Linked DNA regions of Homo sapiens: regions 1, 2, 3 and 5 are each linked to region 4. A link is a contact called in ENCODE Hi-C or POLR2A ChIA-PET data. All regions are on one chromosome and are shown on one strand. The core of a region is the stretch at or near the end of the contact, and the rest is flanking DNA. Distances in the headings are between cores, read along the strand shown.

Region 1 (2,700 bases), core at 161-2,660, 290 kb before region 4:
ATCTTACGTCTTACGCTGGAATTTTCATTCGCTAATCAATTATGCATAATTTCTATTCATCATGTTCACAGAAACATTTTTCCTGCAAATAGTGAGGCAGAGACCAGGATCTCCTAAGTTTACATAAATCAAATTTTGGCAATTATAAGGGATTTTGCTTGGTCTGAGACTGGTCTATGGGGTTTTGCCATAAAGTCTGTTCACAGCTAACAAAGGAATTTTTCGCTTGTAAATAATAGGCCAAATACAAGCCCCCATGAGCCTTTTCCATTATGTTTCTTTCTTGAGGCTGTTCATTCTGTTTTCTTTTTTCTATGGTTGGATTTGTTGCCATATAAAATAGCAGTTTCAAACATTCTTTGTGATGGGTAATCCTATTAGTTTGGAAAAATGATTTTCCTGAAATTTGGAAAACAGGATAATTTGCCTCTTGCCACTTTTCACATATGCCATTATTTGATCACAATACTCTTTTTAGTTGCCATAAAATAAGAAAGGCTCTATGTCTTTTTTAAAAAAAATGTTCTTTTATTCTAACTTGGAAGCCTAATTAGTCCAGATTGTATTAAAATGCCTTGTTTTTGCTGCTTTTGTCAGAGAAGAGTTAGAACATGATGCCTCTCTTGGTAGGTCACAGACTGAAGAGGCCTGACCCAGGGAATCAAATGTCTGACCTGGCCTGACCCTAACCTCTACTTAAAATCAAGTCTTTACTTTTATTTAAAAACAGAGGTATACTTTCCATGTATCTTTTTTTTCTCCTTGTCCCAGCTGCTAAGAAGTACTCGTGGCTATTCATCTGAGAGCTCAGGGTGGGAAATTACATTTTCCAATCTTCTCAGTTTGGAGAATGGGCTCTGGGCTTGATTTACTCATGTTTACTTAGGGAAAATGCGACTATATTGTCTAGAAATTTTATGTAAGAGAAAAGCAACCAGAAAAATTCAGAATTAGATGAATTGTGGGTTTTCCTTCCACTGCACATGAAACATAAGCAATCATTTATTTCAAATGAATACTTAACACTGAATTAAAAATTATTCCTGATTGTGTTTTAGCAATTAGATAAAACATTTGGCTGACATATTAAAAAATTACAGTGGCAAAACATTTAAAACAGTATCAATTTTCTGTTGGGAACATAGGAGGTTGGGTGAGCTCCTCTAATAATAATACCATTAATCACTCTATGGTTTTGTGCTCTCACTTCTTAGGCAAATGATCAATACCCTTAATTTTAGGCTGGCTTTTATTGTACGGCTCTGTGATTCTTTTTTTCTCTGTTTGTGTGGTTCTTACAGTAAATTTAATTTATGACTGTGTAGGGTGATATATCCTTAGGTCATATCCTGTAATCTTTCATGTGGGGAATTCCCACGGAGTTATTCTGTGAGATCTGATGGCAGACTCTTTTGCTTTTACTTTAAACATCTTTACTTTTTGGGGGGTTGGGGGTGTGGGAGGTTTGCTAATTCAGTGCATTCCAAATTATAATGTACAGAGCTTTTATTCATTCATTCAGTCATGTAATATAACTCTGCAGACTTGAGTAGCCACAGAGGTTCCTTCTTATTCTAAATTCAATAATTTGTACCTTTGAAAATAAAAACTCTTTAGGGCCTCACAAGCTCAAATTTTCCCACTGTCTAGCTCTCGTTATCATAGCTAGCTTATTTTAAGAAAAGAGCTAAGTTTTCTTTTGTAGTCAAATCTTACTAGTTGTGATACTCAGTGTAGTAGCCAAATGTCAGCCTTAATGGTAACACGGCTTTAATTTTTTAGAGTAAGGCACATTGTTGTATTGGCATTTTCAAATTCAAGTGCAGCAAACATAGTCAAGTGTAGTAAACATACCTCTTCAGCCTGTGATGCTTTTGCTATGTTGATTTAATCACAAACAGCAAAGAGAAACACACTAAAAATCTCTTTGAAAATGGAAGTGAGTTTCTAGAAATATATCAGAATAATGATTTATTTTTCAGTTGGTCTATGTGACGTAAGTTAAAATGCAAGTAAAAATTAAATCTAGATGCGCATGCCTTGATTTAAAATTATTGAAATGTTCAAAATTGAAAGGTTCTTCAATTTGTGAAGTACATGAGGTCTGAGCCATGTATAGGACAATTTAAAATTATACAAGCTCTCTAAACTTCCCAGAGTGCTTCAATTTGGACGTTATCAGGGTTCCAGGAATGTATAATGCATAGAAATTTGAGGCTGCTGAAAATACTCTTTTTTTTTTTTTTAAAGAGTTCTTCTCTTGTGTTCAGACATCTGGGCATGTGCAGACACTGAAGAATAAACTGATGTAAACTTGTTTGAGTGCTTCAATTTGTAAGTGATTCGAAGAGCCGCCCAAATCACTCAGCACATGTTCTAATGGTTAGAACTGCCACATTCAACAAGTAGAGGGAAAGATGAAACTAAATCTTCACCAAGAGAAAAAAGGCTAATGGCTCAGGAATTCAAACATTTTCAAAAATATTTTACAATATTTTAGGAAAGATGACTTGAAATATGGCAAAGACATTATTAAAGGAGAGAATTCAATTAAACTTTTTGTCAAGGCCTCCCTTATGTTAATTTCACACTGTGCTATTTGTGAACTATACTCAGGCAGTCTAATTGACTTACTGTCCCTTGAATGGCCCACATTTGACCATGTTGATGTCTTTTTGATCTGTTTGCTCTTGCTGGTAG
Region 2 (2,700 bases), core at 164-2,663, 330 kb after region 4:
ATCGTTAATATTTTATGTTACTTCTAGATCATATTTATGTCTTCATACTTAGGTGTATCTGTAGAGTAAACCAGATATATTATTTCATATAGCAGTTTCTTTTTTCATCACTAGATATTTTATTAGCTTTATGTAGTCAAATGTTAAAAGAATAGCCTTCAAGTATCGTTTCAAATTGGTGAAATGGTGGATCCAACTAATATTTTTAGACAAAATTTCAATGCTTAATGTAGGAGGGTCCTATAAAATTACAGAATTGATAATAGTCTGTTAGGTATTTACATATTTATATACATTATCTCAGTATTTACATGGCTTTAATCAATATTATTTTACCTCCTTGGCTAGATGATCACATTATCCAATTGTATATGAAAGCGGCCTTTGGTAAAAGTGAGGAGCTTGTTTAAAGAGTTTCTACTATAAATCTTATAGAAACTATAATAATAATTACAATTCTATCATTTATTTTTTCATGTAACACACACACCTGCACACCTATGCATGCACACACTTACACACACGCATACATATAAATAACAGGCACTGTCCTATTTTCCTTTTGCTATATGTATGATGTTAGCAAAACAGTTACAGTCCCTTTACTCAAGTAATTCTCAGTGGGGTGTGGTCCACCCTAAGGAGTTTAGGAGTTGCACAATGGGAAGATTATCAAAAGTTTTAAGCAAGGAGTTACAAAATCTAACTTACATTTTTATTCCTTTTTTTTTGCTATTTTTCAAAAAAAAATTAATCTGACTTACATTTTTAAAAGCTCTCCTTTAAAAACTTTGCATAATATGATGCATGTACTATGGAGATCCAAGAACTGATGTAAGGATATCAGCCAGGGAGCTAGCGCATTGGTCAAAATGAAAATTAATGATGCTTGATGCTTGGAAAAAAGAATGGAAAGAAAGAGATGGAGAAAAATCAACAGGATCCAGATATAGTTTTGAGGTAAGATTGACAAGACTTGAGGCTTTGAATTTGAAGAGGGTGATGAGGGTGAGGGTGAAATTTGAAGGTGGAAAGGTTCAAAATCAGAAACCTGTTTGTAAAGAAATTAAAAGTTTCATGACAAATTCATACAGAAATCAAAAGAAAATATCAAAACTATATGGGCTTCTTGATAAACTGGATGACATAATATTTTGAATTTTGAATTAAAGTATAGTTTTGATGATGAAGCTGGGTAATGAAGTGAATTCTGGGGCTGACCTACTAAACTACTTTTTAATCATTTACCATTGAGTGGGAGGAATATGGAAGTCATAGTTGACTAAATTATCTAATGGGGGTTCCCTAACTCCTCTCTCTTTTCACAACAAATTTTTAAAAAGTCAGATACTTCCTTTTTCAACTTCCCTTATAGCTAGGGAGTGCCAGGTAGACTTGTTATTGCCAACAAGAAGTGAGTGAAAGCATGCTTCTGCTGCATGTGTTCCTAGAAAGATGTTTCTTATCTGATAAAAGAAGAGAGTCAGATATACCACCTCTTGTCTCGCTCTTTCCTCACTCTCTCCCTTATCCTGTTCTCCCTAGTCTTTCCCTTGCTCTACTGTAGATGTCGCTTCACTTTCTCCTTGTGTTCTCTGACATGTGAGCCATGAGCCACAACTTGGTTTAATAATGTGATTTGGCTGTCTCTCCTCATGCCTGAATAGTCTTGTCATCATAGTTGCTTGGACCAATAAAATGGGAATGCAAGTGAGGTGTCATTTCTGGGTAGCAGTGTTAAGAAGTCCTATAAATCACTAAATATTCACCCAGAATTCTGATAAATCAAAACTGAAATATCCTACTCCAGACATCTTGTTAAGAAGGCAATAAATATTGATGTGGTTTGGCTCTGCCCCCACCCAAATCTCATGTTGAATTGTAATTCCCAAAGTTGGGGGAAGAACCTCTTGGGAGATGATTGACTCACAGGGGCTGGATTTCCCCCATGCTGTTCTCATGATAGCAAGTGAATTCTCACAAGATCTGATGGTTTAAAAGTGTGTGGGACTTCCACTTTTGCTCACTCTCTCTCTCCTGCCACCATGTGAATAAAGTGTTTGCTTCCCCTTCACCTTCTGCCATGATTGTAAGTTTCCTGAGGCTTCCCATTCATGCTTCTTGTTAAGCCTGAAGAACTATGAGTCAATTAAACCTTTTTTCTTCATAAATTACCCAGTCTCAGGTAGTTCTTTATAGCAGTGTGAGGACACACTAATACAGAAAATTGGTAACAGAAGGGTGGGGTATTGCTATAAAGATACCTGAAAATGTGCAACTGACTTTGGAACTGGGTAATAGGCAGAAGTTAGAAAAGTTTTGAAAGCTCAGAAGATAGGAATATGTGGGAAAGTTTAGAACTTCCTAGAGACTTGTTGAATGGTTTTGACCAAAATGCCAATAGTGATATGGACAATGAAGTCCAAGCTGAGGTGTTCTCAAATGGAGATGAAGAACATACTGGGAACTGGAGTAAAGGTCACTCTTGCTATCCTTTAAGCAAACAGACTGGTGTCATTTGCCTCTGCACTAGAGATCTGTGGAACTTTGAACCTGAGAGAGATGATTTAGGGTATCTGGCGGGAGAAATTTCTAAGCAGCAAAGCATTCAAGATGTGACCTGGCTGTTTCTAAAATATATGCTCATATGCATGAACATAGATTATCTGAATCTTGAACTTATATTTAAAAGAGAAGCAG
Region 3 (2,700 bases), core at 154-2,653, 370 kb after region 4:
GAGAATCGCTTGAATCCAGGAGGCAGAGGTTGTGGTGGGCTGACATCACGCCATTGCACTCTAGCCTGGGAAACAACAGCGAAACTCCGTTTCAAAACGAAAAAGACATACATGCAGCCAAAAAGTGTAAGAAAAAAAGCTCAACATCATCAATCATTAGAGAAATGTAAATCAAAGCCACAATGAGATACCATCTCATACCAGTCAGAATGACTATTATTAAAAAGTCAAAAAATAAAAGAGAAAAAGGAATGCTTATACACTTTTGGTGGCAGTGTAAATTAGTTCACCCACTGTGAAAAGCAGTGTGGCGATTTATCAAAGATCTAAAAACAGAACTACCATTTGATCTAGCAATGCCATTACTGGGTATATACCTAAAAATATAAATCATTCTATTATAAAGACACATGTATGTGTATGTTCATTGCAGCACTATTCACAATAGCAAAGACATGGAATCAACCTAAATGTCTATCAGTGGTAGATTTGATAAAGAAAATGTGGTACATATACACCATGGAATACTATGCAACCATAAAAAAAGAATGAAATCATGTCCTACGCAGGAACATGGATGGAGATGGAGTTCATTATCCTTAGCAAACTAATGCAGTAACAGAAAACCAAATACTGTATGTTCTCACTTATAAGTGAGCTAAATGATGAAAACATGTGGACACAGAGGGAAACAACAGACACTGAGGCCTACTAGACCATAGAGGGTGGGAGGAGGGAGAGGATCGGGAAAAATAACTAATGGGCACTAGGCTTAATACTTGGGTGATGAAGTAATCTGTATGTGTATCCCTGAACGTAAACTAAAATTTAAAAAAAGTGCTGTGAATTCTTGAAGACCTGAAAAGAAATAAATTGGACTAGAAATCACATGAATTTAGAGGTTAGTAATATGCATAAATGTGATCATTTGAGCAGTAGCAATCCATCCCAATAATAAAAAGATAAAAGTCTTCTTTAACTTAGGAAAGACATAGATTATTATTTGTTATAACTTTGTAACAAATGAAAATGATTCTCAATATCATGACTAGGCCATATTTTATAGGCAAATTATAATAAACAAAAATGTTTTAGGAATCGAAATTGTTGGACGTCATTTTTCTAAGAAAGAGAGACACAATATAAATGATGTATAGACAGAAAAACAACATATATATTGGGCTGTTTTTAACCTGCCTAAAGTAATTGCACTTTCTAAAATAACTACCTTTATTAATGCTTATCAAGAAAACTCTCTATAAAGTGAAGAAAGGGAAAAGCTTTCAAATGGCTCACTGAATTACTCTACAGTGACAGCAGATTGTGCAGGATAAATGAGCCCTGGGCCTGAATGCTCTCAGATCTTGCAGGGGATGTTGTGGCTTCTTAGGGTTTCAGACTTGAATATGGACCTCTATTGTATTTTGCACTTGCTATATGAGGTACTGATAAATTGTCGCAAGTATTGTGGTTACCTAAACCACCTTGAGAAATATGAAGAAGTAAAGGAGGGAGAGAGCACAAAAGTAGAGGCCCAAATGAAGTATTTTAATGTCATAAATTTACTGTTTTCTGTCCTTTTTTGGGGACCATAAGCACCTCTTCCAGCATCATCAAAGCACTTTTCCTCAAGCTAATTTTATTCTATTTAAAGGAATATATGGAGATCTTGCATTCTAAATTAAGTCTTAGCTCCTAGCACTTCATTCCTATCTATCTGAAAAACTTATCCTTGAAGATCCAGCTCATATCTTACCTCTTCTGTGACAACATCCATAAGGAATATAGAATACTTTATGTAATGTTAGCACACTGATTATCTTATGTTTAAAACCTATCTTCTCAGTTGGAGTATGAGGCCTACAAGGCAAGGCACATACTTTATTCCTCTCCATATGTCCAATGCTTATAACAGATCAGTTCAACATTGATAAATGCCTGACAAATAGAAAAAGGAAGGGGAGGGGAAGGGAAGGGAGGAGAGGGGAGGGGAGGGAAGGGAAAAGGAAGGGAAGGGAAGGGAAAGGAATGGAAGTGGGAAAGAAGGAAAAGAAAGAAGGAAGGAGGAGAAAGAAAGGAAAAAAGGGAAAGAAAGAAGAAGGAAAGAGGGAAAGATTAAATGAATGGATAAATGAATGAACAAGTTATGTTTAGAGAAGGCACTGGATGTGTTGCTAGTTGTTATTAAAGTTCTGAGAAGAGTATAGCATAGTTCTCATTTAGTAATCCACGTTAAGCAAGCAGTAGACTCAGCCTTAGCCTTGTATGGAGTGAAAGCTCAAGGAATGGCCATGTATTGGAGCCGAATTTAGTAGGCAGCAATAAAAAGTTAGTACTAAATCAAAGCTAAGCAGATCATTAAAATAGAACTGTCAATCCAGAGGACCTAAGCAAAAAGTCAGAATCTAAGTAAAAAACAGAGAAATGGAAACAAGAAAAACTAGATGAAAGAAAAGGAAGAGGAGCAGAACCAAGAGAAATCCCTAAGGCAAAGGGAGTAATTACTACAGTTATTCGTGTGCTGCTAATGACCTTAGCATTCCATAGTGACTAAGACTTACATCCTGGAACAAGGTTGCCTGAATTCTAATACTGGTTCTATTGCTTACAGATTCCTTACCTTTACATGACACTTTCCTCATTTAAACCAAGGATGATAATACCTACCTCATAGGGTTATTGTGAGAATTAAATAAAATG
Region 4 (2,700 bases), core at 49-2,548:
TGTGAGAACTGAATGAGGGGCTCTAAAGGGTTTTGCACATTACTTGCCATACAGTAGGAAGGAACCTATAAGTGACAACCATCATTATTTGGAAGGACACATACCTAGTTGGAAAAAGTAGGTATGGAATCAGCCACTTGGGTTCAAATCCAGGCACTACCATGGTAGTAAAACATTTGAGTCTGTTTTTGCCGAGGAGAAATGAAAGTAGTCAAACTTATTCTATGGGTTGTACAATTATTGAATTAAATGAGAAGGTAACTGGCTCTTAGTAGGTACGTAAGACAGAGCAAACTAGTATTTATTTCAATGTTTCCTTCATTTATTTTGCATAACACGGTGGATCAGTGTTATGAAGAGAGTCACTACTGTCAGAGGCTACATTCCTCACCTTTAACATAGGGAATGTGAGACTTGATGACTTCTAAGGTAGTTTACAGCCTCTAAATCTTTACAAACACATTTAAGTATTTTTAAGGAATTGGGTGAATTAAAGAATCCTAGCAAAACTAAAAATACCTTCTGACTGGCAGTTTCTGGACATTCTGCCTTACATAAAGTGGTAAATTAAAGAGTGACTTTGATGGAGAAATATATTTCTTCTTTATCCCTTCTTAGTTAAAGCCCCTTATTTGATTTGTTTTGATATTGTTGCCTTTTATTATTTCCCAGAGTTATTTCTAGCCCTCCTTTCTCCAAAATGTAATAATTACTCAAAAGTTAATTCTGTTGTTGGTGTCACTAATGGACAATTTAGTTTATTAGTTTAGAACTACAATAAAGTCTCTGTAAATGTAAAAATAAAATTTGAAAATGCGTCATTGAAAATAATTGATTTTGTGCTTCAAAACATGACAGTTCTGCAAAGGAATATGATGATAATTTACTTTCTGTCACTTCCAAGGTTAACTGAAGGGAGAAAAAAATACAAAAAACATTTTTTCTGACAGGCAAACAGGCAAATTATAGACAAAACTGCAGGGCAGGGGGATAAAAAGAAAAAAGAAATCTTAAAAAAGCTGAGCTTCCAATCACCTCCCACCAGTCTCTGTGAAGGATGACTTCAGTCCCTTTCTTAACTAATTCTGTCACTGTAAAATCCTACAGTCATTCTTCCACACATAGAGGACAAATAAGCTCAAGAGGAGGATCTAGATGCTTTCAGTTTTAACTATTCACCAATGGTGGAAAAGGCAGAATGCCTAAGCTATGTCTTTGTGGCCAATAGGATAGCTCTGTATCTCTCACATGACTCACTGCCCCTGTCTTTCACATGGGCTGTAATTTAGTTCAATTCAGAACTGCAGATAGTACAGCTTCCACAGGAGCAAGGGATGTCTGAGCACAAGTGGCTGAGTTCCGAGTGACTTTATGAAGCACTTTCTACCTTCCTCTCCGGCATGAAAACAGGGATTCTGCACCTGCATCATGGACAGTCTGGCAAAAGCCTCTGCTCTGCCTCCGGGGACAAGAAACTAGAGCAAATAACCGTTTTGAAATTGTAAGTATACCTTTCTTTCCGTCAAGTGTACTGATTAAAATAGTTTTATGTCATAAACATCCAATATTTGAAGATTTCTTAAGGGTACTCTTTCATGTGTATATTGAAGGTTATTCAGCTGGCAGGAAAATATTCCAGGGACAATTGTTGCATACTTTATTCTGTTGAGGATAAAGAATTAAAAATAAAAGTCAGGCATTCCAAAGAGTAGCTGTAGGAGGCTGTGCGCTGGAACATCGCTCTAGTGTGCTGCTTTGTTCATAAGAAAAAATGAAGGCACACGCATATGTACTTAGTTCACTTCTTTTTGCTCTTTATGTCTAATCAGATTTGCTCTGTCCCCAAGAAAAATAAAAGACAAACTTTGCTGACTCCACTGACAAGGGCACCATAGACTTTCCAGACATCTGACAGTTATTATAATTAGCTATGAAAGACTGCAAAGACACTTGGGGGCAAATAGCTCTTAAATTCTGAACAATGGCTTCAAGCCAGGGCTTTATATGTTTTTTTAACCACCACTTTTAATTTTATAATAAGGATAGAGACTGAACTGGTTTCGGTGTTGTAGTCCACACAATGTGAAATAAAGTCCCAGCAGAAGTGAAGGCGACTGAAAGTGGCCAGTGTAAAGACAGAAGGAAAAGACAGCTTTCTGTCTTAGGATCTAGCCTTCCATGTATAAAGATTTTTTTTTTTTTTGAAATTCCTAATAGGGTGGAGTGAGGATGTGGGGGTGGGGAGGAAGCATGCGGAAGCTTCTTTATAGAAGAATGCTTGAAGAATAAAATAATTTGGCATTTCTTCTTTCTAGCAAGCAAAAGATATGATTAGCATCTAAGTTCCTTACATTCATAGTGAGGTTTTTTGATGGAGTTCAAACAGAAGCAACATACAATGCAGTTTTTAAATTTATAAAATAATTGGAAACAAATGGATAGAATGTTCCTGCATTACTGCTTTCTTTTTATATTCAGCTACAGTAATCTAGCAATACATTATGCCTTTACTTTTAGAATTATCCACATCCTTAAAAAGTTATAAGCTAAGTCTTATAAGAAATTAAAAGGCAAATCACACCAGTGTGATTATGACTGATGAAGATTTTGAATGACAAAGCCTCCAACAAAAAGAGTTTGTGAAAAACATTGTCCTCCTCATTTTTAAAAGAGAATATTAACTCCATCAATTATTGAAAG
Region 5 (2,700 bases), core at 79-2,578, 270 kb after region 4:
TTCCTGTTCCTTTGTGTTATGCCCTTCCCTCTCTTCTTTATCTATCTAACTCCTGTATTGTCTTCAAAACCCTAATTTGGGTGACATTATTTTTTGCTACCATGTTACTCTGTGCTTATGTTTATATATAACTTAGCTGGGCATGGTGGCATGTGACTATACTCAGGAGGCTGAGGCAGGAGAATCACAGGAGCTCAGGAGTTTGAAACCAGCCTGGGGAATATAGTGAGACCCTGTCTCTAAAACAAAAATAAAAAAAAAGACATCACACCATGATACCACTTTGGATTTGAGTAGCTGGAATGCTCTTCCTCCAGATAGCCATATGGCTGGCTTTCACTGTTTTTGCTGGTTGTCCAATGTTTATTTCTATAAGATCATCCCTGCCACTCTAACAATCATTATTCTACTGTTAGGAGAGTATATTTTAACTCTCACATCTGTATTCAGTTAGCTACAAGCTAACATTGTAAGCTAAGTTGTGTATACAAGCTAACACATGCAATTTTCTAACATTGCTTTGCAGAAATATGACTGATTGCCTACTTCTTTCCAGTTTTTATCTTTATCTCAATCTTTTCTCTTGCTGTGCACTGCCTAGAATGCCTGAGACACAGCTACTACCTATTGAAATTATAGGATTAAAATTCTATCAACTGCATGGAAATTTCCTTAAACACTCCACTTTCACTGATACCTTCTTTTATGTTTCCATGACATGTTATGAATTGACAGTTTGTATATGTGTAGATGTCTTGTCCTAGAAATAAAATAAATATGTTTTCAAGGCAGAGACTGTGACTTTCTTTTCTATATTCTTACTAGGATCTAGCTCTGTGCTTTGCAGTTAGCAAGTATTCAATAGCACAGCTAGAATAACTGAATGAATGGATGAGTGCCACCTACTCCTTTATTGTCCATCAATAATGCACCCAAGGCTAAATCTTAGCTTTCCAAACTCACTTGGCCAGACCAGTTGACATTCTTTATTCCCATCTGAGGAAAATTATTTTTTTTCAGTCTTTGTACATTGGGAAACTTGTCAGATAAAAGGCCTAATATAGATTCAATCATATAAAATGACTATGAGCTATGGCAACTAGAAGACATGATAAACATTCCAAAGCTATTCATAATCCCATTCTTCCTTGTTAAATGCTACAATAGAGGCTGGAAAACAAGAATAATTTCTTTCTCAGGGACTCCTTCCCACCTCTGACAGCAATGAATGGTTATATGTTAAATTTCTGGCCAATAAGTGTAGACAAAAGCTTCTGGGGAAGGTTTCCATCCCTGAATAAAGAGGCAAAACCTCACTAGGAAAAATATATTACCACTTTGCCTTCCCTTTCTTTTTGCTGGAATGTGATGAAAGGTGTGGACGCATAGCATCCCAAATGAGATAGGAGATGCTGAGCATGAAGACAAAAGCCTATCGAATGGGGTGTCAGAAAAGAAACATCAAAATATCGTAAGTTGCTTAGGGCATTATTATGTCTTTGTACTAGTCATGGATTTCATTCCTTTAGATCTTTAGTTGTAGAACTCCAATGTATTTGAACCACTAGTGATCACATTTTATTTTGTTTGATAGCTGAATACAAAGCTGGCTGATGCAGTGATCTACAAGGTCATGACTGAGGTATCTTATACTCATCCTCATTCAAGCAAGATTATGTTTAACTTAAAAAGACAAATGAAAAGGAATCTATTTTAATAAATATATTATTGGTGGAAATATTCATAGTCTACCTTGAAAGGAGTGTTATGTTAAGATTGCTTTGCTTGTAGAGTAATTTATGCCTTTAATTTCTGTGTCTAGTCTTTCTAAGCCAGAATAAAAGTCTGTTCATCATGATCTCTGTTATAGCCCTCCGCATATTTGAAGGCTGCTGTTATATCACATCATATATTAAGCTCAGTTAATAGATTAACAGACCCTTTATTTTTACATTTACTATAGCATCTAACATGGTTAGCAAATGCTTTTATTATTTCTTTATTTTCTTTATAAGATAAATGGGTATTACATATACCAAAGCATCTGTTTTGGAGCCACTATGATCACTAAAAGAATCTTTTCATTGTTCCTACCTTCTCCTTCCTACATGTGTGGAAAAAACACATGATTCCACACATACACATGGTTGTCTAATTCTATTGTTTAACCCTCCATGAATAGATGTCCACAATGCTCCCTACATCTCTCTTTTTTTTTTTTTTTTTTTTGAGACAGGGTCTTGCTCTGTTGCCCAGGCTAGAATGCTGGAGTGCAGTGGTGTGACCATGGCTCACTGCAGCATCCATTTCCTCGACTCAAACAATCTTTTCACCTCAGCCTCTCAAGTAGCTGGGACCACAGGCACTATACCCAGCTAATTTTTGTATTTTTTGTAGAGATGGGATTTGCCATGTTGCCCAGGCCGGTCTTGAACTCTTAGGCTCAAGTGATTCTCCCCCCTTGGCCTCTCAAAGTGCCTATGTCTTTAAATGTGAGTATTTGAGCATATTGAATGATGATGACCTGCCCTTTGCTGGTAAAGATATACTAATAACATAATATAAACAATACGTACACTTGGGATGTCTTTCCAGGGCTGGAAAGAGAATCATATTCTGTTTTTCCATGTTCTCATTTTATCCTGAATGTGCCAATTTAATTATTTGCCAACATGTTGCCAGACATGCTCCCTAGTCTGT

The links. A loop is a pair of places that touch in the nucleus more often than their neighbours do. ChIA-PET counts read pairs that join two places held with the same protein, here RNA polymerase II (POLR2A). Pooled maps may share reads with other maps.
Region 1: a loop to region 4 is called in a map of naive thymus-derived CD4-positive, alpha-beta T cell, with 3 times the contacts of the local background. The contact joins the enhancer-like site here to the promoter of MIR181A1HG in region 4. A Hi-C loop is called at or near these places in 1 of 168 maps with a recorded cell type or tissue (naive thymus-derived CD4-positive, alpha-beta T cell), 6 of 37 single-sample maps with no recorded cell type and 12 of 50 pooled maps. POLR2A ChIA-PET finds 5 or more read pairs at or near these places in 1 of 52 experiments (activated naive CD4-positive, alpha-beta T cell).
Region 2: a loop to region 4 is called in a pooled map, with 2.8 times the contacts of the local background. The contact joins the enhancer-like site here to the promoter of MIR181A1HG in region 4. A Hi-C loop is called at or near these places in 2 of 168 maps with a recorded cell type or tissue (OCI-LY7 and naive thymus-derived CD4-positive, alpha-beta T cell), 9 of 37 single-sample maps with no recorded cell type and 12 of 50 pooled maps. POLR2A ChIA-PET finds 5 or more read pairs at or near these places in 2 of 52 experiments (OCI-LY7 and activated naive CD4-positive, alpha-beta T cell).
Region 3: a map of CD8-positive, alpha-beta T cell shows a loop between it and region 4 (2.3-fold over the local background). The contact joins the enhancer-like site here to the promoter of MIR181A1HG in region 4. A Hi-C loop is called at or near these places in 1 of 168 maps with a recorded cell type or tissue (CD8-positive, alpha-beta T cell), 3 of 37 single-sample maps with no recorded cell type and 4 of 50 pooled maps.
Region 5: a loop to region 4 is called in a map of natural killer cell, with 2.7 times the contacts of the local background. The contact joins the promoter of PTPRC-AS1 here to the promoter of MIR181A1HG in region 4. A Hi-C loop is called at or near these places in 1 of 168 maps with a recorded cell type or tissue (natural killer cell), 5 of 37 single-sample maps with no recorded cell type and 6 of 50 pooled maps. POLR2A ChIA-PET finds 5 or more read pairs at or near these places in 6 of 52 experiments (OCI-LY7, PC-9, activated CD4-positive, alpha-beta T cell and 2 more).

What each region holds. Positions count from the first base shown.
Region 1 is chr1:199,225,046-199,227,745 of GRCh38, reverse strand. All of the region lies in intron 3 of LINC02789 (long intergenic non-protein coding RNA 2789), which reads right to left. Among named protein-coding and RNA genes, the nearest start is that of LINC02789, 78 kb to the right of the region's middle. Within about 2 kb of position 1,410, at least 4 of the 41 ENCODE cell types and tissues checked have a DNase peak (open chromatin) inside an H3K27ac peak, as active enhancers do.
Region 2 is chr1:198,601,309-198,604,008 of GRCh38, reverse strand. No RefSeq gene overlaps it. Among named protein-coding and RNA genes, the nearest start is that of PTPRC, 36 kb to the left of the region's middle. Within about 2 kb of position 1,413, at least 2 of the 41 ENCODE cell types and tissues checked have a DNase peak (open chromatin) inside an H3K27ac peak, as active enhancers do.
Region 3 is chr1:198,563,619-198,566,318 of GRCh38, reverse strand. No RefSeq gene overlaps it. Among named protein-coding and RNA genes, the nearest start is that of ATP6V1G3, 24 kb to the right of the region's middle. Within about 2 kb of position 1,403, at least 2 of the 41 ENCODE cell types and tissues checked have a DNase peak (open chromatin) inside an H3K27ac peak, as active enhancers do; they include CD8-positive, alpha-beta T cell, where a contact is called at or near this core.
Region 4 is chr1:198,936,027-198,938,726 of GRCh38, reverse strand. MIR181A1HG (MIR181A1 host gene) reads left to right here and starts at 1,298. Exons shown (of 3, transcript NR_040073.1): 1 at 1,298-1,501. RefSeq lists enhancers at 998-1,047, 1,448-1,507.
Region 5 is chr1:198,665,770-198,668,469 of GRCh38, reverse strand. PTPRC-AS1 (PTPRC antisense RNA 1) reads left to right here and starts at 1,328. Exons shown (of 3, transcript NR_199042.1): 1 at 1,328-1,471. The region is part of intron 2 of PTPRC (protein tyrosine phosphatase receptor type C); the gene reads right to left.